Regions from separate parts of the Homo sapiens genome. Here all the other regions are linked to region 2. Evidence: chromatin loops called from intact Hi-C (ENCODE). Cell type or tissue: endothelial cell of umbilical vein. All regions are shown on one strand.

Region 1 (8,000 bases), 860 kb after region 2:
ATGTTGTTATACTCTTGTCATAGGGGAAAGGAAGGCTGCTATCTTAACGTGTAGCTGGAGAATCTGCTTAAGTCTTACGAGAGGAGGCAAAAACTTTTCAGACGTGTTAGAAAAAGGTGCTTAGAAGAGAATGGTTCTAATGGCTCTGCCAGCTGGAGACCGTGCTGCTAAAGGAGTCAGCTAAAAAAACAAAAAGCCCTGTCAGACCATCCCCAAGTCAGACCCCCTGCCGGGGCAGGAGCCAGAGATAGAAATCTGGGGCTCTGCAACCCCTAACAATTGGGTGACATAAATGCATTCTCCAACACCAATACCCATCTGAAAGTGAAAGGGGCACTATTAATAATTATACCAAGATAACAGTCACAACTGAAACTACCCATCACAAACTGGTACTTACAGTTCCCCAATGTAAAGGGGTTGTCAATCTCACCATCATTCTTTAGAATAAGCTGCCTAATTACTGATATTCTAAATTGACTATAGGTCAGGCACGGTGGCTCACATCTGTAATCCCAGCACTTTGGGAGGCCAAGGTGGGCAGATCACTTAAGGCCAGGAGTTAGAGATCAGCATGGCCAACAAGGCAAAACCCCATCTCTACTAAAAATACACAAATTAGCTGGGCGTGGTGGTGCATGCCTGTAATCCCAGCTACTTGGGAGGCTGAGGCATCAGAATCACTTCAACCTGAGAGGTAGAGGATGCAGCGAGCAGAGATTGTGCCACTGAACTCCAGCCTGAGTGATAGAGTGAGATTCTGTCTCAAAATAGATAAATAAAAATAAAAAATAAATTGACTATAGAAAAGAACTACTGTCATAATTGAAGTCCTTTTTATAAAATAAAACAATTTAAAAGACTTCTACCAACAAATGTTGAGTTACACATCAACTGATGTTTCTCGAATCCTTCCCCAAATTTCCCTCTATTTGGGAAACTATACATTATGTTTCATTGCCTAGAAACATGACATAGTCTTGCTTTCCAACCTCCTTTCCCCTTCCACTTTCCTATGTTGCCTTCTCTCCTCTCTTGCAGGTTCTGACTTGGTAGGCTTTTTATAAATTCCCAGAATGTTAGAACTAAAAGGGAACCTCAAATGTGTTTCATCAAACCCTCTCACTTTACAGTTGGAAAAAAAAAACCTACTTAAAAATCCCCAAGGGTCACAAAGAATTTGAAGTCTGCTTATAGGTTGCATAGTGAATGATTTAAAGGCAGAGGTAGGATTAAAATGTTTTTATTTGGGGAATCCTATTTTATAATACTCTAGAGCAGGGGTATGCAATCTTTTGGCTTCCCTGGGTCACACTGGGAGAATCGTCTTGGTCCACACATAAAATACACTAAAACTAATACTAATGATTGCTGATGAGCTGGGAAAAAAAAAAGGAAAAGAAAAGAAAAGAAAATCACACAAAAAAAATCTCATAATGTTTTAAGAAAGTTTACCAGTTTGTATCGGGCTGCATTCAAAGCTGTCCTGGGCCGCCAGTTGGACAGCTTACTCTGCTTGCGGCCTGGATGGTTTTGAATGCGGCCCAACACAAATTCATAAACTTCCTTAAAACATTATGAGATTTATGCACGGGCCTTTTTGTTTTTTCCTTTTTAGCTCATCAGCTATCATTAATATTAATGTCTTTTATGTGTGGCCCACAATTCTTCTTCCAGTGTGGCCCAGGGAAGCCAAAAGATCAGACACACTGCTCTAGAGGTAATACGATAATGGATTGAAAAAATTATAAAAAGCACGTAGGCATTCAAGGAGCAACTAGAGAAGAATGTAAATCAATGCATTAAGTATTTATCATAACTCTCTTATGTGAAAGGCACTCTGCTAGGCACTGGGTCAAATAAAGATAGATAAGACATGCTCCTTGCCCCTAGCAGGGAGTTCAAAATGGCCAAACAGAAAGTAGATGGCAAAATACTTCGTAAGAAAGGTATAAGGGGAAAATTTACCAAAGCATAACAAAATGAGAGTCAAATCCAGCTGGGTGTGAGAGCCTGGTGAAGGATGGTCAAGCCAGTCTCTCCAATTGGTTTGCTTTAATTCCCACTCAAAACACTGAGTAAAAAAGAATTTCTTGGTAGTTATGGGGCTGAAAGATTTATTCACAATCACTCAAAACGGGAAACAACTTAAACGTGCATCAACTGTTCAATGGATAAACTGTGGTATAGTCTAACCATGGCTAGGAAGGGTAGAAATAACAAGGAACAATGCCACATACAGCACTTGGCTGAACCTCAAAAGCAGTACACGTAGTTTAAAAAGCCAGACACCAAAGACATATATTATGATGTCATTCACAGGCCATTCAAGAAAAGTAAACACTAAGGGACAGAAAGTAGATCCGCGTTGCCAGGATTTGGAAGTAGGAGAGGGGTACCAGGGAGCAAAAGGGCACAAGGACATGTTTTGGGTGGATATAAATGTTCTTCTATGTTATGACTATGATCTTTCCACAATTCTATATATTTGTCAAACCATATTTACCTGCACAGTTAGAAATTGGTGATATTTTATTATATTTAAATTTACCCCAATAAAGCTGATCTTTAAAAGGAGCAAATCAGTGGCTTACACCTGTAATCCCAGCACTTTGGGAAGCTAAGGCAGGTAGATCACTTGAGCCCAGGAGTTCGAGACCAGCCTGGGCAACCTGGTGCAATCCATCTCTACAAAAAAAACTACAAAAATTAGCCAGATGCGGTGGTGTGTGCCTGTAGTGCCAGCTACTCAAGGAGCTGATACAGAAGGATCACTTGAGCCCAGGGAGGTTGAGGCTACAGTGAGCCATAACTACACCACTGCACTCCAGCCTGGGCGACAGAGTGAGACCCTGTCTCAAAAAATAAAAAAATAAATAAAAATAAATAAATTAAAGGAGGAGCAAATGGTCTAGAATAGGAACATCCACCTTTATTCTCCAAGTTATTCACATCACCTGTAATCCAGGCGTATGTAGGCCATGTCAATGTTTTCTTCATAAAAATTCAGAATTAAAGGAGTGAACAAGTACTGGCTAGGCCTCAAACACAGATTACATATACATGGAAGCATAGTCATTCCTTTTTACCAATTATAGTTCTGGTTGATTGCATTTTCTAAAAATGGTCACAATGATATTTACCATCCCACTTTTTAGAAACGGCACTGAAGCATTAAGCTTATATTTTTGATACTCAACTTTTTCATATCGTTTATTATTTTAAATCTTGCAATTTAAAAAATGTTCATGTCACAGAGCAAAAATGATTTGTTAAGCAGATTTTTTAAAGTACATTTTCTAATGATGTTAAATTTAGCTCAACAATGACCCTGGGACAGAAAAAATGAAAGGCTCAAGTCTGGAACAAGGACCTGGTAGTTGTGGGGTTGAAGCACCAATCCCACCTTCCATGTTCCTACTCACCTTTTTACTGATGTCTGAAGTTCCAATGTGAGACATACAACTCTTTTGGCTAAAAGGTGTTTCCCTTTTAAGATAAAATTTTGTGAGCTTTGTGATAGTAGCATATTGGTATGAAAAAACTTGTGAGAATTTATAACATGCTTACTGGCTGAAAATCATTAAGGAATACAGACAGAAGGGGCAGGGAGGTGCTGGGTACCGATGTGAGTTTAGACAGAAAATGTACACCTGTCCCAATATTGGTGCTATTAGCTTTGATAGCTTGATTAACATCATTGGTGTGCCAGACGATATTTAACAACAGGGCTCCAGGGGACAGGAAATCCCTCTTTGGTAGTATTCACCAATTTTCAGTGTAGACACTTCCACCATGCTCTATTTTCAGCTACCAAAGTGACATCACTGAATACCAAGTTGGGAAGAAATACACATAATTGGCTCTCATGGGCTGGTACAAGTCAGACTCAGCAAAACAGCAGTTAGGTGAGCTGTCCCAGGCCTCTCTACTGTAAAGTTACTCCTTTCCTCTCTGTATCAGGTTGGCACAAAAGTAATTACTTTTAATGGCAAAAATCACAATACTTTTGCTCCAACCTAATAAGTAAGAGGTAATTTGTTGGGAGATGCCTAGACTATGCAAACATCCTATTCTTCATCGAGCTCTCATCTAATAGTTTTACATCCAAAAATGACTTTTTTACTCCATTATTCTTTCTCTATTTTTTAGTTAACATTGTATTATAAGAAAGAGCTTTCCCTTCTCTCTCATTTATTAATTCATTAATATCAGCATGGAGTCATGGATTCATATCTTATTCAGTGGGTTATAATCCATTATGATTATTATTTTTATGCTCAATTTATCCTGGATTTGGCCAGGGGGAACCCTTTCAAGGTGGTTCCTACGTGACATGTCTCTATTGTTCACGTGGCTTTCTATCTCCACAAAATGTTGCAGGCTCATCTTGTAATGTCCTTGTACCAGTCTTGGAATCAGCATTTGACCAAGGAGCTGTTTTTGTGCCTTTAATGGAGAATGGTATTTAGAAATCAGGATCTGTCACTAGGTGGTGCTCACTGCTACTGCAAAATCATTGCTTCTAGGTCACCTTGGTGGACTAAGTCTGGATATGAATATACATGTAAGTGTATAAATGTGAATATAAATATAAATATTTGTCTGTATCCTATATGAATATATGCATACACATTCATACTGGTCTTTCCAATTACAATCCAACAACATACATAGAACCTTGTCTCCCTTTTTTCCATAATTGTAATTTTTTCCTCAATAGTAAGAAACTTGGTTCCTATTATCCTCAACATACTTGTTTGTTCAAACTTGGAATACACAGAAAGTAGTTTCAAAATTAATAATCTATGGAAAGCAAATCTACTAGTAACTAGATTTCAATATTTGCTTATAGTTTTGTTTTGTTTTGCCTTGTTTTTTAAACAAATGTATAGGTACTTTTTGAGTTTATTCTCTTTGTGCTCTGGGAAGATGACACCTTGAGAGGCAATGGAGTACAGCCAAACTCACAGAGCTAGAGGGTCAGAGTATGGCATCTACCACCTTATCACCTGTGTGACTATAGACTAATAACTTTCTTCCTTTAATACTGGGGTTCTTCATTCAAGCAGAACAAAAAGAAAATCCAACCTTAAAGGACTAATCCTTTTAAGAAGCTACTAATTACTAATGTTTACACATAAGCTAAGGTCTTTACATGCATTCTTTTATTTAATCCTCATACCAACCATATAAAGTAGGTTCTCTTAGTATCTTCACTTTATAGATAAGAAAATGGGAGCCTAGAGAGGTTATACAGTATGTCCAAGTTCTTTAGTTATTAAAGGTTACAGCCAGGAAATCCAGGGCTATCTGACTCTAAAGTCCACAGTGAATCACTATGCTTCAGTCTCTTCTTTTATCAGGGATGTAGAGAAATGAGAGAAGGTTGAAAGGATAACAAGTGTCTATTTCAATTATCTATATGGGAGTGTGCCATTTAATAGCCATATTATCCATCTTGACAGCCAAATCCCAAGCTAGTTCTCCTTCTTCTTTCCCTGTTGTCCCCTAAGCTATTGGATTACTTTCTCCTACAATGACACCATCAATTAGTTGTGTCCTTCTCGAAGACATATATTCACCTTTGCAAAAACATTGAAAGGTACCACAAACACATCTCCTGCCTCAAGTGGCCACAGACTCTAGAAAAGATAAGACATGTGCATCAATCTGGAATCTAAATCCATGGAGAATAGGAACCTTTGTTTTGCTCACTAATTTATCCCGAAAATCTGGAATAGTGCCTGGTACACAGTTGTGTGGTCAATGAACATTTCATGAATGAATAAACGAATGAATGAATGATCAACTACTAAAAGACGGAAAGTACTAAGTATCCTCACAGGTGTAAGTATCATCCTGTCTACTGACTACAGTCAGAGAATATGATAAGATAATCTCTATTTTTGCAAGAATTTATTATTATTATTGAAAATAAAACAAAACAAAAACAATAATAAAATTGGTAGACAGCATGATGTCTTCCATGTTTCAGAAGAACCCAAAATTCTATGCTTATTTACAGCTAACAGGGGCTGTATTCCCTTATTTGAGCAAATGTGGAACTACTGAGAAGAAACAGAAAGGAAAACACAGGAATGAGATTCTGGAATCTCTACTTCCTTAAGTATGCAAAAGACTTAATGGCATATTTCCTGGAGTAAATTACTTCTATTTTCTTCATTGCAAAGTATGTCAGAACTTCAAGCACAATGTTGAAAGATGAGTTATCAGATCAGAGAATGAGTCACTTCTAGGGAAGAAAGCAGAAACAGAAAGGAGGTCAACTTCTTTCAAGGGAATATACACAAAAGAAAGGAAATATTTAACAGAAACATCTCTAAAAATAATTTTCCCTCCAAAAATGTTCTTACAGTATCTCCAAAATAATTTGAAAACTTACCTTCAAGGCAAAAGACAATACAGTAGACTAGCTATTGCCTGTTTCTATTACATATGCACAATTCCCATCTACTTTTAAAACAAAACCACAGACTCTATCAACTCCAGTTACTAGCGCATCACCCTTTGCATGTCTGTACTTTCTATTTTAAAAGGCACATTCAAATGCACCGACCTCTCTATTCTTCATAACATCTCTGTGGGGCAGAGAGATGGAACAGATATTCCTGTTTGATAGATAAAGTGTCTCAAACTCGGGAATTAAGAGATTTTTCTCAAAGCCATGCAGCTAGTAAGTAGCAAAGCTGGAATCCAAATCTGTCTTCTCACTCCAAGTCCAGTGTTCTTTCCATTCCATGGCACTGCCTCACATGATGGGTTTGTTTAATCAAACAGTGGATTGCGCATCCATTCAACAAATACTTAAGCAACTACTTTGTGCCAAGCACAAAAGTATGGGGATGCATCAGTGTGCAAGATGTAGACCCTGGCCTCAGAGAGTCTATTGTCTAGTGAACAAAATAAACGAGTTTTGGGGAAAAAAACAACTCATGGTACAGTAAATATTAAAGTAGGGCTAAATTCCTGCCATGATACAGGTGGAAAGGATAGGAATTGGGGAGTAGCTGGGGACAGGGAGGAAGGATTTCAGGAAGCTTAAAAAAAATCAGAAGCTTAAAATATGAGTAGTAATCTGCCATACAAAGAATATAAAGAAGATTATTACAAGTGAAGTGGACAGTTTGTGCAAAGACACAGGGTGGAGAGATAACCAGGTGCCCTGAGAACACTGCAAACAGTTTTGGCATGACGGGATGCTGGAGGATATATGTTGTGGGGCAGCAGCGCACAGTTGGTGGAGGGGAGATTATTGAAGAAAGACGAGACTTGGAGATGTAGGCAGGAGCCAGAACATGAAGCTATTTTTAAGGCCCTCGTCCTGAGGGAAATAGGGAGCCAATGTAGGGTTTTAAGCAGCGGAGTGTTGTGATCACACTCGTGCTTTAGAAAGATCACTCTGGCTGCAGTGTGGGGAACAGATGGGGAAGGGACAACATTAGAATCAGGGAAAGCACTTATTACTACAGCAATAGTAAGAGCAATTTCTGTAATGGTTTCTTTAGATACGGTAGATACCATAGGTAGATACTGAGACTGAACAGCCTCAGTGCATTTGACAATGCACACTTCATTAATTTTCAGTCTTCAAATGTTTTCAATAGCTCAGGGTGCCTGATGCATTAAGTGATTGCATGGGGCAAAGATCCTGTGAGATAGTAAAGCACTACTGTATCCTATTATACAACACCCTGAGCCCAATTCATCACCCTAAATAATAAGGCCAAATATGCTATTACCTAAAATAAATTCGATCATGATTTTGCCTTTGTATCTTCATATTTTCAAAAATTCATATTTTCCATTTCAATTTGTCTGTATAAACTAATGACTTTTATGCATTCTTGGCTTTCTTCTCTGAAAAATATCACTTGATCTACAAATTCCCAGTAACTAATCCCTCTGATGAGTAACTTCAAATCAGGTATCAGTAGGATCAATATGCATTCTAGTGGCGTTTCTATAACATGTCAATG
Region 2 (8,000 bases):
CAGCTACTTGGGAGGCTGAGGCAGGAGATTCGCTTGAACCCGAGAGGTGCGGGTTGCAGTGAGCCAAGATCACGCCACTGCACTCTAGCCTGGGCAACAGGGTGAGACTGCATCTCAAAAATAAACAAACAGACCTGCACATGTAACCCTGAACCTAAAATAAAAGTTTTAAAAAAGTGATTTATATATGATCTAGAAAACTGAAAGTCTGAAGAGACTCTAGTCTCTGCCTAAACTCCACCCCTTCCCCCTAATCCCCTGACCCCTGCTCCTTCTCACACTTTTGTGAGATCAGATTTAGAGGACAGGTAACATATTACCCGTTTTATTAATAGGTTTATCCTAAATAAATAAAAAAGAATATCCTAAAATGAGATTATTTCTCCAAATAAATTAATTCATTGGATTGTATTTAAAGCTGGCAGTGCCCCCTTCTCTGTTGTTTTGCTGTCAAATTTTCCAAACTTACAAGTGTCCGTTTGCCAGTCCTGTATGTGAAGACATCCAGTCAGTCTAGCAGTGGACTCTGACACTCTCCCCCTCTGGCCTTCTGGAATCTTTTAGCCTCGTGGCTGGCACTCAAACCCAGATGTCTGAGTTTCCAAGGCTGGTGTTTTTCCATGTATTACAGAAAACTCCAAGAGATGTCTGCAGTATTATTGTGGCCATCACCAGTTCCGCTCTTGTTAGACAGTGGGTGCTTCAGGTCAGATTTGGCCATCATACCTTTAATTCCCACTCTCATTTGGCTCATGTTAAGTGTTTAAAAAGAACATGAAAAACCTCTAAAGAAAACCTCACCTTCTCGCACCTTCCTGAAGGAAAACCCAGACTGCTCTCTCTCCCTCACTGCTATCTCTCTCTCTGTCTGCTATCCCTCTCTGTCTGCTGTCTCTCCCTTACTGCTATCTCTCTCTGACTGCTATCTCTCTCTCTGACTGCTATCTCTCTCTTTGCCTGCTATCTCTCCCTCACTGCTCTCTCTCTCCCTGACTGCTATCTCTCTCTGACTGCTCTCTTTCTCCCTGACTGCTATCTCTCTCTTTGCCTGCTATCTCTCCCTCACTGCTATCTCTCTCTTTGCCTGCTATCTCTCCCTCACTGCTCTCTCCCTCACTGCTATCTCTCTCCCTCACTGCTATCTCTCCCTGACTGCTATCTCTCCCTGACTGCTATCTCTCTCTCTGACTGCTATCTCTTCCTGACTGCTATCTCTCTCCCTCACTGCTATCTCTCTCCCTCACTGCTATCTCTCTCCCTCACTGCTATCTCTCTCCCTCACTGCTATCTCTCCCTGACTGCTATTTCTCCCTCACTGCTATCTCTCCCTCACTGTTATCTCTCTCCCTCACTGCTATCTCTCTCCCTCACTGCTATCTCTCTCCCTCACTGCTATCTCTCCCTGACTGCTATTTCTCCCTCACTGCTATCTCTCCCTCACTGTTATCTCTCTCCCTCACTGCTATCTCTCTCCCTCACTGCTATCTCTCTCCCTCACTGCTATCACTCTCCCTCACTGCTATCTCTCTCCCTCACTGCTATCTCTCTCCCTCACTGCTATCTCTCCCTCACTGCTATCTCTCTGTCTGCTATCTCTCTCCCTCACTGCTATCTCTCTCCCTCACTGCTGTCTCTCCCTCACTGCTATCTCTCTCTCTGTCTGCTATCTCTCTCCCTCACTGCTATCTCTCTCTTTGTCTGCTATCTCTCTCCCTCACTGCTATCTCTCTCTCTGTCTGCTATCTCTCTCCCTCACTGCTATCTCTCCCTGACTGCTATCTCTCTCCCTCACTGCTATCTCTCTCCCTCACTGCTATCTCTCTCTCTGTCTGCTATCTCTCCCTCACTGCTATCTCTCTCCCTCACTGCTATCTCTCTCTCTGACTGCTATCTCTCCCTCACTGCTATCTCTCCCTCACTGCTATCTCTCCCTGACTGCTATCTCTCCCCGACTGCTATCTCTCCCTGTCTGTTATCTCTGTCGGACTGCTATCTCTCTCCCTGACTGCTATGTCTCCCCGACTGCTATCTCTCCCCATCTGCTATCTATCTCTGACTATCTCTCCCTGTCTGCTATCTCTCCCTGTCTGCTATCTCTCTCTGTCTGCTCTCTCTCTCTCTGACTGCTATCTCTCTCCCTGACTGCTATCTCTCTCCCTGTCTGCTCTCTCTCCCTGACTGCTATCTCTCTCCCTGACTGCTATCTCTCCCTGACTGCTATCTCTCCCTGACTGCTATCTCTCTCCCCGTCTGCTCTCTCTCCCTGACTGCTATCTCTCTCCCAGTGTGGAAGAGAGGAAGAACCTCCTATTTTCAGACATGGCCTGTGGAGAAGAAAGCCCCAGGTTGCATCCACAGGGTGGTGTCTCTGGAAGATTCTGGGATAACCCTGTAAGAGTTTGGTGGAAGAGGCCGGGTGCAATGGCTCACGCCTGTAATCCCAGCACTTTGGGAGGCCAAGACAGGTGGATTGCTTGAGGTCAGGAGTTCGAGACCAGCCTGGCCAACATGATGAAACCCCATCTCTACCAAAAATACAAAAGTTAGCTGGGCATGGTGGTGTGCACTTATAATCCCAGCTACTCGGGAGGCTGAGGCAGGAGAATCACTTGAACCTGAGAGGCGGAGGTTGCAGTGATCTGGGAGCCCACCACTGCCCTCCAGCCTGAGTGACAGAGCAAGACTCAGTATTAAAAAAAATAAAAAGAGTTAGGTGGGAGGAATGAGTGCCTTCTCTGATTCAGGCGTTCTGGCATGTCACCTCTAGGGGATTGAAGGGGGACCCTCATTCTGTAGGACAGAGGGATAACCTTTCACCTCCATCCCCCAGATGTGCCCCAGGATCTCCTGTAGACACAGCCTACCTCCCCCTCCTATAATCCTCACCAGCGAGCACACTTGGGGTGCTGGTGACTCATCCTGGATCCTAAGGGAGGCTTCCTGAGGATGGGCCTAGTGAACCAAACTTGGAGACAGAAGGTGAGTATGGAGACAGCGGAGCCCAGCCCGGAGGGAAGATGGCCTGGACATGAGTCATCCGTCCTCATCATTCGCCCAAGGATTCGATGTTCCTTTGGCTGGCATCTATTTTCTCTTTGCAAAACTATTGATCCTGCTGCCAAATGTACCCTAAGCCTACCTTATGCATCAGTGAGATGAATGATAAATTCAGTAACCTGAGGACACAGTAACGAGAGGGCACAGAGGACAGTGACTTGGACTTTCATCAGTAGACTTAACACTGGTTGGGCCACGGCCCGAGCAGGACTGAAATTTAGCAGGAGATGAGGACAGTAACATTTGGGTTTGTTCACCAAGCCCCCAGCTTGGCACCAGAAATTTTTGGCTTTCTGCAAACAGCTGCACAGAAGCAGTGGCCAAACCCAGCTAGTGTGTGATGAGTCATCTTGCGTCAGCATCGTGCAGCACAGACATCCTATGAGGGCTCCTTTAGCTGCTGTGTCTGGTTTGGGCTTTTTCCAAAAGACGAGGGAGCCAAATACCTAAGCCCCCACACTAATGAGCACTTTGCGATTCCATGTAAGCAAAGTTATTTCACCTCCCAAGACGCATCTACACTCCTCATTATTCATTGGCTGGCCCCGTGAAGCAAGGCCGAAGAAACTGACTTGACTTAAATCAGAAAAATGAAAACGGAGAGGACTTGGCAGTATGTATCTTTAGGAAAGCATGAGACAGTGTAAAGTCCTTCTCTTTATTCTGAGGCCAGGGCTTTAGACTATAGTAAGGTTAGTCATTGAAACCGATTTCAAGTTTCTAAAGTTTTACCAAGTATGATGATAGAAACTACTTCTCTAGGGATTTTTAATATATTCATGTGCATATGATTTTAAAGTGGACAAGGCACTCTTCATATGCATGATCTTATGTAAACACTACAAAACTCCAAGAATCAAACATTTATTATGACCTCCATTTTACAGATGAGAAAACAGGTTCCTAAAAATGAAATTATTTGCTCAGGGATGATGTCACAAATCACTGACAGAGCTTAAACGCAGGAACCAACATTCTGACTCCAAATCCCATTGATGTTTTCCCCAAACGATACAAGAAATGTCTTAAATGAAAGTCCATGTGAATATTTTGAAGAACCCTTCCAACGTCTTACCTAGACTGTTTTGTGATGCTGAGAAATTGATCTACACGTGTGCATCCCTCACATGGCCACAAGATGGCAGGGTAGCCTCGATGATTGAGAAATTGGCTTCATTCCTTGCACCAGTAGAGGGCTGTAGTTCCATGTTTCAAAAAGTAAGACATGGAAAAAAAAAAAAAAAAAAAAGAAAAGAAAAGAAAAGAAAAACAAAACAAAACAAAACAAAACCCATCAGTGTCTACATTGATGAAATAGGATGGTGGGAGGTTTGTTTTTCTTTTTGCCTTTTCTTTTTTAAATTAGGCAGTGAGAGTTCAAACAAACAAGTCTCCATTTTCACCTCTGTGTTTGCTTTTGGAGGCACGAGGTCAGGACTTGGGCCAGCCGCCTAGCCTACATTATTCATCTGTCCAGTTCCAGCCCTGGAACAAATGTGAAGAAATGAAGTAGCTTCAGTGGAGGGAAAACAGTGTTGTTATTGTTGCTGGTGACAGTTCTATTTGCCAACAAACATAAAAACATACTTTGGAACCCAAATGGGCTTGTCAGAGGGAACTTTTGTTCCATGTTTGGGCTGGGATGCTTCCAGATAGAAATCAGGCTGGCATTTGAACTTCAGGAGGCAGGGAGAGAGCTGTGCACAGCAGCTACTGACCCGAAAGGCCAGGCCATCAGCTGCAGTTTTCATCTGGGTGTCGTTTGACCACAGCCCACGCGGCTCCGGGTTGCCAACTGGGGTCACTGCCCTGAATGGGTATTATGGGGGAGGAGAGCAGGGCAGGCAGGCCAGGAGGATGGGCTTGCCACAAAAGGGGATTAACAGGCTTTGGATTCTGAGTTTTTGGAAGGTGGTTCTCACTTTGGGGCTTTGGGATGGTGAAAGCGGTCGTGATTCTGGGGGATTTATTTGCTGTAAGGTCTCAATTATCCCAAGACTGTTGGCAGCACCTTGGAGATCCCTTTGCTACATGGATTAATTACTCCAGGGATAAAGCCATCCTCGCTGTGTCTGCTGGTGAGTGTTTAGGGTCCGCGAACTCATGTAAATGCCAGTCTAAGGAAGCATAATTCAGAAGGCCAATCTGCCCATCCCCTGCTACTGTTACATAATTCAAGGTGAAGGTCCCAACCACAGCTGTCCGGGGGCTGCCTCCTCCCTCGCAGATGGAAGAAGCTTGCTTGATGGACTGGACTTACACTAATACGCTATCTATTTGGAAAGAAGAGATGGCGATAAATTACTACCATGGTGAATATCATTAAAATGCCGCAGAACCAAAAGCACTGTGTGAATGTTAACTCCAGGCACCTCGCATAGCCACTCCACAAAGCTCCGGTATCACCCAACACTTTAAATTGAGCTCTAAAGCTGGAAAGGCATCTTAGAGATTAGCGGGTCCAGACGTTCGTGTCTAAGACAGCAAGCTCCCCCTAGGAGGAGTTCAAGAAATGTTTGGTGAATGAGTGAGCCTTTCATTTTACAAATCATGTAACAGCCCCTGGGAAGTGAAGCAATTGCCCCCATCGCACACCTCATTGGTGGCAGACCAGGCACTACGGCACAGCTGGCTAACTCTCAGGTTAGTCCTGTTTCAATTCCATTTTGCTGCCTAGCATTTAAAAAACTCATTTTTATTTTGTTGCTTTTTTCTTTTCAAGCCTTCTTTTGATCTACAGTTCGCTTCAGAACTACACAGTGATGAGGCGGAAACCTCTTGGTTCTCACCTTCAGATTCATTTGGTCTCAATTTCCAACCACTGGGCCTTGTAAACCTTAACTGGCTCTAGAGCTAAATAGTTCAATTTCCAGCATTCAGCCTCAGATTTATGGACACTTACGATAGAAGACTCAAATGTATTCCAATAGATCAGGGGTTGAAAACTTTTCTGGAAAGGGCCAGATAGTCAATACTTTAGGCTTTGCAGGCCATACAGGCTCAGTTACAACTATTCACTTTTGGGGTTTTAGCGTACAAGCAGCTGTAGAGAATACGTACATGAATGAGCATGGCTGTGTTCCAGTGTAAGAGAAAAATAGGCAGGAGGGGAAACAAATTCGGCCCTTGGGTCAAAGTTTGCTGACATTGCAAAGGAGGACTTGGTCTGTGACTTAGTATTTTCCAGCATATTCCAGATCTAAGCAAAGATGTATCATTCATTTTTGTAGAGTCCTTTCACATTCCCAGTCTATCCACCCACCTTAAATAGAATTCTTAATTTTTTCAATCAGAGACTTGACAGTCCTTATGAGGAAATGTATCTGTGTGGTGCTCTTGGGTTTATGTGTCAGGAAGTCTGGGTTTGTGAGATAGTGTCTTGGCTTGGCTTGGCTGGGTGGTTTGAGCAACAACATTTTATTCCTGAGTTCTGAAGGTGGGAGGCTGGGAAGTCTAAGATCAAGGAGCAGGCCGATCCAGAGTCTGGCGAGGGTCCCCTTCCTGGTTGGCAGGTGGCTTTTTCTCACTGTATCTTCATGTGGCAGAGAGAGTGAGAGAGTGCTCTTGTGTCTGTTCTCATAAGGGCACTAATTCCATTCATCAGGGCCCCACCCTTATGACCTGATCATCCCCCAAAGGCCCCACCTCCAAATACTGTCACATTGGAGAGTAAGGCTTCAACATATGAATTTTGGGGACATACACACATTCAGTTCATAGCTATAGGTAGGTAAAGCCAACACAATAGCAAACTTTAGAGATGAAGAAACTGAAGGAGGAGGATTGGAGGCTGGAATCTTAACTGTCTAATATGTACCCAACACTATGCTGTGCCAAGCACGGTACTACGTTACTGAATCCTTGCAAGATCTGGGGGAGATTTTCATTATTATGCCAACTTTATAGATAAATACTGAGAGATTAGATAATGTGCTCAAGTCTTATTCTAGGAAGCAGCAGAGCTCTGTCTAGAACTCTATCTAGTTCTGTCTGACTCTAATGCATGCTCCGTCCCCTGCCCCACACTGAAGAGTTCATTCTTACAAGTCATCACCTGTTCGAGAGGCAAGGATGGCATACTAATAATCTGTCCACACTTAATTCCCATACACTTGCTAGGAGCCTGATGTTTGTTGAATGTTAAAGTAAGTGCTTGAAGGGATGATTAGTATTTTTTTTTTTTTTGATGGAGTCTTGCCCTGTCGCCCAGGCTGGAGTGCAGTGGTGTGATCTCGGCTCACTGCAACCCTGCCTCCAGGGTTCAGGCAATTCTCCTGCCTCACCCTCCTGAGTAGCTGGGATTACAGGTGTGCACCACCACGCCCTGCTAAATTTCTGTACTTTTAGTAAAGACAGGGTTTCACCATGTTGGCCAGGCTGGTCTCAAACTCCTAACCTCAAGTGATCCACCCACCTCAACCTCCCAAAGTGTTGGGATTACAGGCGTGAGCCACCGCACATGGCTGACAAGATCTTTTAATTGTACACTTTAATCTAATATTCTCTTTAACAATAACTGTCTATCCCTGTCCCAAATCAGCTTGGCTACCAGATTTGAGTTATTAGGTGCAGGAATTCCCCCCTTCTTGCCCATGACATTAGGAGAGGTGGTGGTGGTGGTTTAGGAGTCCTCCCATGCCCAGTCAGTGCTGGGGCAGGAGTAGCGGTGCCCATGGGAGGCAGGGTTGCCAGGCTGTGTGTGGGGCCTGGGGAGAGAGCTCCTACTTCTTCATAGAATCCCTGTTTTCCGCTCTGGGTGGGCACAGGAAAGTCACTGATGGAAACAAAAGCACCATCTAGAACCTCAGAGACTGATTCTCAAAATTCATGTCCAATGTAGCCGTTCTGGGATGAACACAGGGTCTTCGGGCTGACGCCCTGTCCTTTGGTTGGTTGGGAATGATGGCTCGTGTCCATGTGACTTTGGAGAGGCTGTTTCTCTC
Region 3 (8,000 bases), 140 kb after region 2:
AACACCAAAGAAAATGAAAGCAGAAAGTCTCCTAGGAAGTCAGTCTCTGGCATCCAAACCAGATGGCTTGGTGACGGCCCTCCTCCTCTTGAAGGCTGCAAGAGCATGGCAGGAGTTGGTGTCAGGAGCAGTCTCGCCCAAGTCCCTGTGGCATGAAATCAGAATATGTCCATCTTTTCTTCATCTGGTGAAATAAGGTGTTTTTTAAGCTTTTCTTTATTAGAAACCCTCTTTGTTTTGTTTGTTTGTTTTTGTTTTTTGTGTTTTTTTGTTTGTTTGTTTGGTTTTTGTTTTTTTTTTCTGAGACAGAGTCTTCCTCTGTCACCCAGGCTGGAGTGCAGTGATGTGATCTCAGATCACTGCAACCTCCGCCTTCTGGGTTCAAGTGATTCTCATGCCACAGCCTCCCAAGTGGCTGGGACTACAGGTGTGTGCCACCACACCTGGTGAATTTTTTGTATATTTAGTAGAGATGGAGTTTCACCATGTTGGCCAGGCTGGTCTTGAGCTCCTGACCTCAAGAGATCCACCTGCCTCAGCCTCCCAAAGTGCTGGGATTACAGGCATGAGCCACCACGCCCAGCCTTCATTTTCATTTGTGAGATCAAATGTCTCTATTTCTTCCAATTTTCCCTTAAGTCACGAAGACCAACTCTGGTCTAGATGCTACTGATTCTCTCACAGTTTATATTAGCTGAACAGTTTATATTTGCTTAGACACACAAGGTTCTTTGTTTAAACTGTAGCACTCTTTGCTAATTATTACCTTTAACCCATGAGACACTCTGACCCTCAAGATCTTTTTCCATCCTATTCCAAAATAACAACAACCACTTTCATATCTTTTCTTATATTTATACATGGAGTTTCTGTCCCCAAGTTTTAAAATGCTATAAATTACAGAGAAATTCAGAGCAAATGACATTATATTTTATCTTGTATTAGAGTTTTTTGTGTACATGTCTCATCTTTTCTATTAATTAAAACTCCTAATTGGCAGGAAATATTTATTACTCATTGTTGTGGCTTTTATACTGTTCAGTCAAAAGCCTTGCACAAATCTCTATCAACAGTACATTATGTTGTATCTATGTGTATACTACATATCAACCATCCCATTGTATAATCATTACTCATACTTTTCTCTCTCTCTTTCTTTTTTTTTTTTTTTTTTTTTGATGGAGTCTCTCTCTGCTGCCCAGGCTGGAGTGCAGTGGTATGATCTTGGCTCACTGCAACCTCCGCCTCCCGGGTTCAAGCAATTCTCCTGCCTTAGCCCCACTGACTAGCTGGGATTACAAACATGCACCACCAGGCCTGGCTAATTTTTGTATTTTTAATAGAGACAGGGTTTTGCTGTGTTGGCCAGGCTGGTCTCGAACTCCCGACCTCAGGTGATCTACCCACCTCAGTCTTCCAAAGTGCTGGGATTGTAGGCATGAGCCACTGCGCCTGGCCTCATTATTCATACTTTTCTATCTCCCCACTAGATTGTGTTTCTGTAACCTATTGTGCACACAATAACCGGCACGATGCATGCAGAAAATGTTTTTGAATGACATGTTGGTTGAATAAAACTTGTTGGATGAATGGATAGATGGGTGGATGGATGGGGTAAGTGGACAATGATGGAGGATGGATGGGTGGATAAATGGATGGATGGATGGATTGATGGCTGGATGCATGGATGGGTGAGTGGGGTAGGTGGATGGATGATGGAGGATAGATGGGTGGATAAATGGATGGATGGGTGGGTGGATGGATGGATGGATGGATGGATGGATGGATAGAACATCAACTTGTAATATTAACCAAAAACTTTTTCAGAATAAACTTGAACTTATACAGGTTTACTCTTCTGTCTTCCTTTTAGGCAATCTTAAATCTCGTTAAATGGTTATCCTAAATTAATTTCTAAAAGTCATGACAAAATTTCAGAAACATATTTGTTTACAAATAATGAAGAAGGGTAGCGGAAGGGTGGTGCTGAGGTGACTGTGATGCGGGTGCCCTCCCCACTCTACGGTATGCGCGCACACAGTGCTGTGCCCAGGCTGGTCAGATGCCGCAAGTCTGTGAGCACTAAAATATCCGCAGAAACACATCGCTTCTGTGTTCGTTATTTTCCAAATAACAGCAGCAGAATGCTTTGGGAAGAGGTCGTGAGCGGCGTGGAGGAGGAAGTCGATCTGAAATGCTTGAGGAGGTGGAGAAGAAAAGCCAGAGAGAGCGGAGAGACCTTGGGAAGAGACGGCTGGAGAAGCCAGACGTGAGAATCCAGCGCCCCGCTGCCACCTCGGCCACACGGAGGCATTTCGCGGAGCCTCGGTTCCCTCATTAGAAAAACCGAGGGGTTGAACTGCTTCGTTTTTGAAGTTCCTTCCAGCTCTAAAATGTCTTAGTTGTATGCAAGCCAAAATAAACAAAAAATGGTATCACTTTATGCATATGCTCTTCTAAATATCCCAGTGGGAAAGCACGAAGCCTGTGTTTCCAGCTCGCTGCTTCAGAGATGCCAGTTCACAAGTCGTTCTTTAATCTCGGGGACATTATCTGAATTCCTGATGAAAGTGAGTCGTAGTTGTGTAGGGGCCAGGGTGTGTATGTGTGAGAAGACAGAGAAAGAGCAGGAGAGCGAGAGAAAGAGAGAGAGAGAGAAACAGACAAGAGTAGGTCCTCCTCAATATTTGGACTATGATCCCTGACTACAAGAGAGCACCGCTAGCAACACTATTTCATTCATGATCTGGTTTACTTGGTAATTTTCAAGCCTCTACAATATATTAGGTATAAACATTTCCAAAACATTGCCTCTCCCAATTTCTTTTAACAAGGACGGAAGAATTATCTGCACCCACATGACACCATTCTACTGTATTCTTCACCTCTTTTTTTTCTTAATCCCACAGTACCAGAGACATGCATGTATCTTGTTGTCATCTTTGTTTTTAAACTGTCTTAAAATACAAGCAAAGGAAAAAGTGATCAACAGATTCAAAGAAAGAAGGAGATGCAGTTAACACCGAAGCTGCTTTTTTGTGGGAGCACTTACAAGTCTAAAATAAGAATCTTAAGTGCCATTTGCCTGGAAAAGAGCGTAGCAGGAGACAGATGTTTCTCTCATTATTTTTGTTCAGAGGCACCATTGCTGCTACGACATGTCACCATCCGAGAGGGCCACCAGCAAAGGAAAGGATGGCTGTGCCTTATTTACCCTGTGACTTCCAGCAGGGCCCAGGGAAAACAATTGTAGCTTGCAGTTTTAAAAAAAATTTAGAAGCCATGGCTTTCAGAATAAAGATATTGAGCAATCATCTGTTTCTAATGTCATGAGACAGATCTCACTTTCCTTTCTTTCCAAGTAGTATCTTCTCCTGTTTTTCTTGGTGGAGAGGTATTTTTGTAACATGCTGAAAACTAAGCAGAGAAAATGGGCAAAGTCAAGGTCAGATGTACATCTCTCCTTTAGTCTATTCTGAATCATACATATCATTTTTTGTATGTTCCAGCTAATTCATGTTGGGGCTTTGCTGAACATTAGCACCTCTGGGCATGGGTGATGTTGCTGGGTTTTCTTATTCGGTAAGAGGATAAGCATCTTTTACCGGGTTTGCTCAAGCCCACCCTAGAAAGCCAGGCCCGGGCAGCCCACGGTCCGGGAAATGCTCCATTCTTTCCTGTGTTGGGCAGGATTTCCTGCAAAGGGCCAAGAAAACATACTTTCCCATTGTCTTGGTTTAAACTGTAGAAAGCCCTTGCGTCCACATGGAGACTTTGTTATTTGCTGCCGTCATAACTAAGGGAGATGGACAGGCCACTCTTTGGCACTGTACACAGTCCCCCTGATGGTCACCTTCACAACAAAAGCAAATGAAGAGACAAGGTGTTTCTGTATCTGTTGCTGGGCTCACCATGCCTCACACCTCTCCCATTCACCTAATTGGTAAAACAGGAAGAGCGCAGCTGGAACCCAATGGAAGGAACAAAATATGAACCAACTCACCGGCAGTGCTGCTTGGTTGATTAGCACTCTTGCTTAAGAGCATGTTTATGATCTATCGCTTTATGAATAATAGGAAAGAGTATCAGTGTGTAGAAAAAGTGGAGGAGAGGGCCAGAAATGACCCTCTGAATCTTGAAGGGACAGTCTCAAAGTCTTGCCTATAAGGGATTAGCAATAGGGAGCCAGCGGATGGATTAATGATCTAAGATATGAGATGCCAGCAACTAACAATGGGAATAACAGTAGAAGCAGTGAGCAGGAAATCTTGGCTATGACTCTCAAACTCAACAGATCTGAAGCTCTGTCCACCGCAATCCAGAGCTGTACCACAGGCATCTCTCAGCTGGAGCTCCCGTATTATTCAACCACTGTCTTCCCACTCCCTCAATGTACTTGAAGCAGCTTGCACTACCATGACTCTGCAGGAAATGTGTGTGGCTGTTTAGAGATGAACATCCGCAGTGAATACATCGGAGCTGTTTGTCAGGTCAATCCTTCGCAGAATGGCTCCATTAAGAAGCTACATTTCAAGGGCTTCTTTCCTTATCTCTCAGAACAACCCATTTGCTATGGTCCTGAGTGCACAGCAGAAGTCAATGCCTCCCAGAATACTGGGAATTCAAAAGCCTTCTAAAAAGGCTTCTAAAAACGCTCAAAATGAAAGTAAGTGATCCAGAAAAATATTCTCTGTAGAGTTGCAGGTTGGTTTTTGACAAAAGATTTGCCTAGCTTCTGGCAAGCATTAATGGTGGTAATATGTCAGACAAACAAACAAAAAGGAAAAGCAGCATAGGAAACGGGTGTAAGGATCTTTTCACAGTGTCATGGCAGCTGTGAAACACACCCAGCTGTTTCCTAGATTGGAGAGGAAAACAACCCACTGGTCCCATCATCACTAGTGGGGCCCCATGACACTCTTATCTGATCAATTAATAAAGTCACCAGAAGGAAGCTACAAGGCTAAGAATAGTGTTTCAGATAAATCCCAAAAGTCAGCTGTAAGTTAACTCCAGTCTGATGAATCCTCCATTAATACTATTAGGATGGGGGAAAAATCCCTTATTTTTTATTATCATGCATATTTTCAGAAATGTTGGTTAAATTAGGCAGTGATGAATTGTCTCAGAATAATTCTATGCACACATGTGCATACACACACACACACACACACACACAGAGTGGTGTCTAGGAAAGATGACTAGAATAGAAAACTAGATCCCCATCCTCCGACGAGTTCATGGTAAGGTATCAAGTCTGCATCTCCACCAGCTTGGCTGAATTGAATAGGTTTAGGAGCATTCAGTTTAATGTATTCTGTTGAAGGCACTGTTCCAGATTCTGCTTTTTTCTACCGAGAAGTTACATAAAGGAGCTTGCATCCTCATCATTGAAAACACACACAAAATTTATAAAATACCACAATCCAGGCAGAATATTAGAAGGACCTAAAGGTAAAAATGGTATCATTTCATTTATATAAAGTACAAAATAGTCAAAACTAATCTATGCTATTAAAAGTCAGAGTAGTAACTCTTTGGGGAATAGGGGTGAATGATTCCAAGGGGCTTCTGGGGTGCTGGTGTTTCTAGCGTAAGAAACAACTAAATCTTGCAGTGACAAAGAAATTAAGGCCCACAAGAAATTCAGTCTCGTGAGGAAAAGACAAAAAACTAAATGAATGGGGCAAGGTTTCCTAGGGAATTCATGGGTGAGCCTTGGGAGAACATTATTTTTCTTCGATCTGCCTTTTTGTTACTTTGATAATTGCTTTCATTAAAAATAGTGTTTGATGGCTGAGTGCGGTGGCTCATGCCTATAATCCCAGCACTTTGGAAGGCCAAGGATCACTTGAGTCCAGCAGTTCGAGAGCACCCTGGCAACATAGGGAGACCCCCATCTCTACAAAAAATAATAAAAAAAAAAAATTAGCCAGGTGTGATACTCTGTGCCTGTGGTCCCAGCTACTGAGGAGGCTGGGGTGGGAGGATCGCTTGAGCCCAAAAGGTCAAGTCTGCAGTGAGCTGTGATTGCACCACTGTACTCCAGCCTGGGTGAAAGAGCAAGACTCTGTCTCTTAAAAAAAAATCGTGTTTAATATCAATCATGTTATTAAGATATTTTGCTTCAAACAAGTACAAGGGATTCCATTGTACATGGTCAAGTAAGGTAAAAGTAATCATTATTACCATGATATGGCACTGAGATTAGTGTCCTATAGATCATAACGAAAGGAAGTATAACCTGACATCTCTACCTTTTCACATAGGCCCAAGTTCAGTTAGGGGAAATGTCATGGAAAAGAAACAAATGATAAGTCTTCCATGTCTTTATTTCTACTTTCACTATTGAACATCAGGAGATACAAACGCCACAGTGCTCCTGTGTGGCCTGGATCCTCCTGGTGAAAGCACAAATCCAGCAAAACTGTCCAGCCGCTCAACAACATCGGGCAAGGTAGTTATTTTTGGCGGGAACCTTACCAAAACGCAGCTTCACTTCAACACAAAACTTTGTTTTCATACATTTCTCCAAGATGTTTATAATATTCCTTAGGAAAAGAATTCACACACAATTATGAAAACTTTGTCCTGGAAAGTAGTTAAAAGAGATATAGTTTGGATCAGAGAAGGAATATTAAAACAGTATTCCTGTCAAATAAAGTCATCTACTTCAGAATCACCAGCATTTCTTTCTATTATTTGATGAAGGTCGTGGAAGAATTGGCTAATAAGCCATTTCCCTTGAAGATAGTTATTGAAGTCTTTCAACACATCTACCTTTTGATTTTTGTCCATTAGGTGCACACTGATGCTATCAGAGAATTCCTATGCTGTCAGTCTTTTCTGGAAACCTCAAAGGCCATTGACATCTCCAAAACTGTAAAAGAGTTTTGTTGCCAAACAAAAGCCTGACTTGGACACAAAATCTTGATACTTGTTGAATTTATGATGCACATGCTATGCTTAGCATCAATGTACCTGGTTTTACTTCTCTGGTACATAAAGAAACACCACATCCCATCGCGTCTCATTGCTTTTGATGTTGGCATGTGCTCACCTCTAAGACTTGGCTGATGATTTTGAAATTGTGTTCACCACTGCTTCACATTTGATAATTTCATCAGTGTCAGAGCCTTGAATTATCCATTAGCTATCTAAAAGACTTTTGTCAAGAATGTAAAAGAGACTACGACATTCTTCCTTAATCCACATAAGCTCAGCAACTTTCCAAATGGCAAGTCTTGAAGTATTTGGTTTAACCTCAAGCACAAGGTGTTTTGTTGTTGTTGTTTGCTTGTTTGCCTTAAGAAAAAAGAAAGGTTCTCTACTAGAACATAGAATAGATTATTCATGGGCTTGAGTTACTTGGTGGATAATTCTTTCCATAACATTGATATTGATCTTTCCATTCAAGACCCTACATCATGATCTTCGGTGCCATCACTCTGGAAGAAGACAACGTGAGCAGACAACTATGTAAATGTTCTAGTTCTAAAGGAAGGGTTCTGTAGCTTGAAGACTCAAGGGTTCTGTAGCTAAATGGTATCAATGTCTTTGAAGGAAAATAACCTATCTGTGGTAGTCAGCCTCTAAAATCATTCTCTGTCATTCTCACCTCTTTGCATTCGGACCCCTGTGTAGTCCATGCCTACAATAAGTAGTGGCAATCAGTGGAACCAATAGGATACTATAGAAATGATGGTGTGTCATTTCTGAAGATAGGTCATCAAGGACATCTGGATTCTATATTTACTTATGTTGATTGTTATTAGCATCCATTTCTAAGTATACTATTTTGTAAAGTTACACCTCCCCCCTCATTCAGGCAATGCATCTTTTCTGAGCCCTATAGCTCCCAGTGGCATATCTGGCACCCACTCGCAGGAAATCAGTGTAACCAGCAAAGGGACTGGGGAAAAACACAAAGTAGCTGAGCTGCAACAACTCTGCCTAGTGACAGAGTATCACGGGAGTTCCCTGTGTCTGCTCTGAGGTTG

Evidence for each region. A loop is a pair of places that touch in the nucleus more often than their neighbours do. Peaks named below come from ENCODE experiments on the same cell type or tissue, not always from the same donor. Only the 100,000 strongest peaks of a DNase experiment are listed, where the experiment ranks them.
Region 1: it touches region 2 in a loop (10-fold over the local background); 2 of 110 quality-filtered maps call a loop at or near these places.
Region 3: a loop joins it to region 2, with 6 times the contacts of the local background. A loop is called at or near these places in 2 of 110 quality-filtered maps.

The regions. Positions count from the first base shown.
Region 1 is chr1:243,405,991-243,413,990 of GRCh38, reverse strand. The region is part of intron 13 of SDCCAG8 (SHH signaling and ciliogenesis regulator SDCCAG8); the gene reads right to left. Among named protein-coding and RNA genes, the nearest start is that of MIR4677, 64 kb to the right of the region's middle. In endothelial cell of umbilical vein, a CTCF peak has its summit at 4,489 (motif pointing right); DNase peaks (open chromatin) are centred at 4,500 and 6,210.
Region 2 is chr1:244,269,409-244,277,408 of GRCh38, reverse strand. The region is part of intron 1 of LOC105373262 (a long non-coding RNA gene); the gene reads left to right. Among named protein-coding and RNA genes, the nearest start is that of SPMIP3, 79 kb to the left of the region's middle. RefSeq lists a silencer at 4,121-4,347. In endothelial cell of umbilical vein, a CTCF peak has its summit at 4,189 (motif pointing right); DNase peaks (open chromatin) are centred at 3,568 and 4,228; H3K27ac peaks cover 2,022 bases.
Region 3 is chr1:244,134,310-244,142,309 of GRCh38, reverse strand. No RefSeq gene overlaps it. Among named protein-coding and RNA genes, the nearest start is that of ZBTB18, 87 kb to the right of the region's middle. In endothelial cell of umbilical vein, no CTCF peak of the experiment used is centred here; a DNase peak (open chromatin) is centred at 3,679; H3K27ac peaks cover 2,433 bases.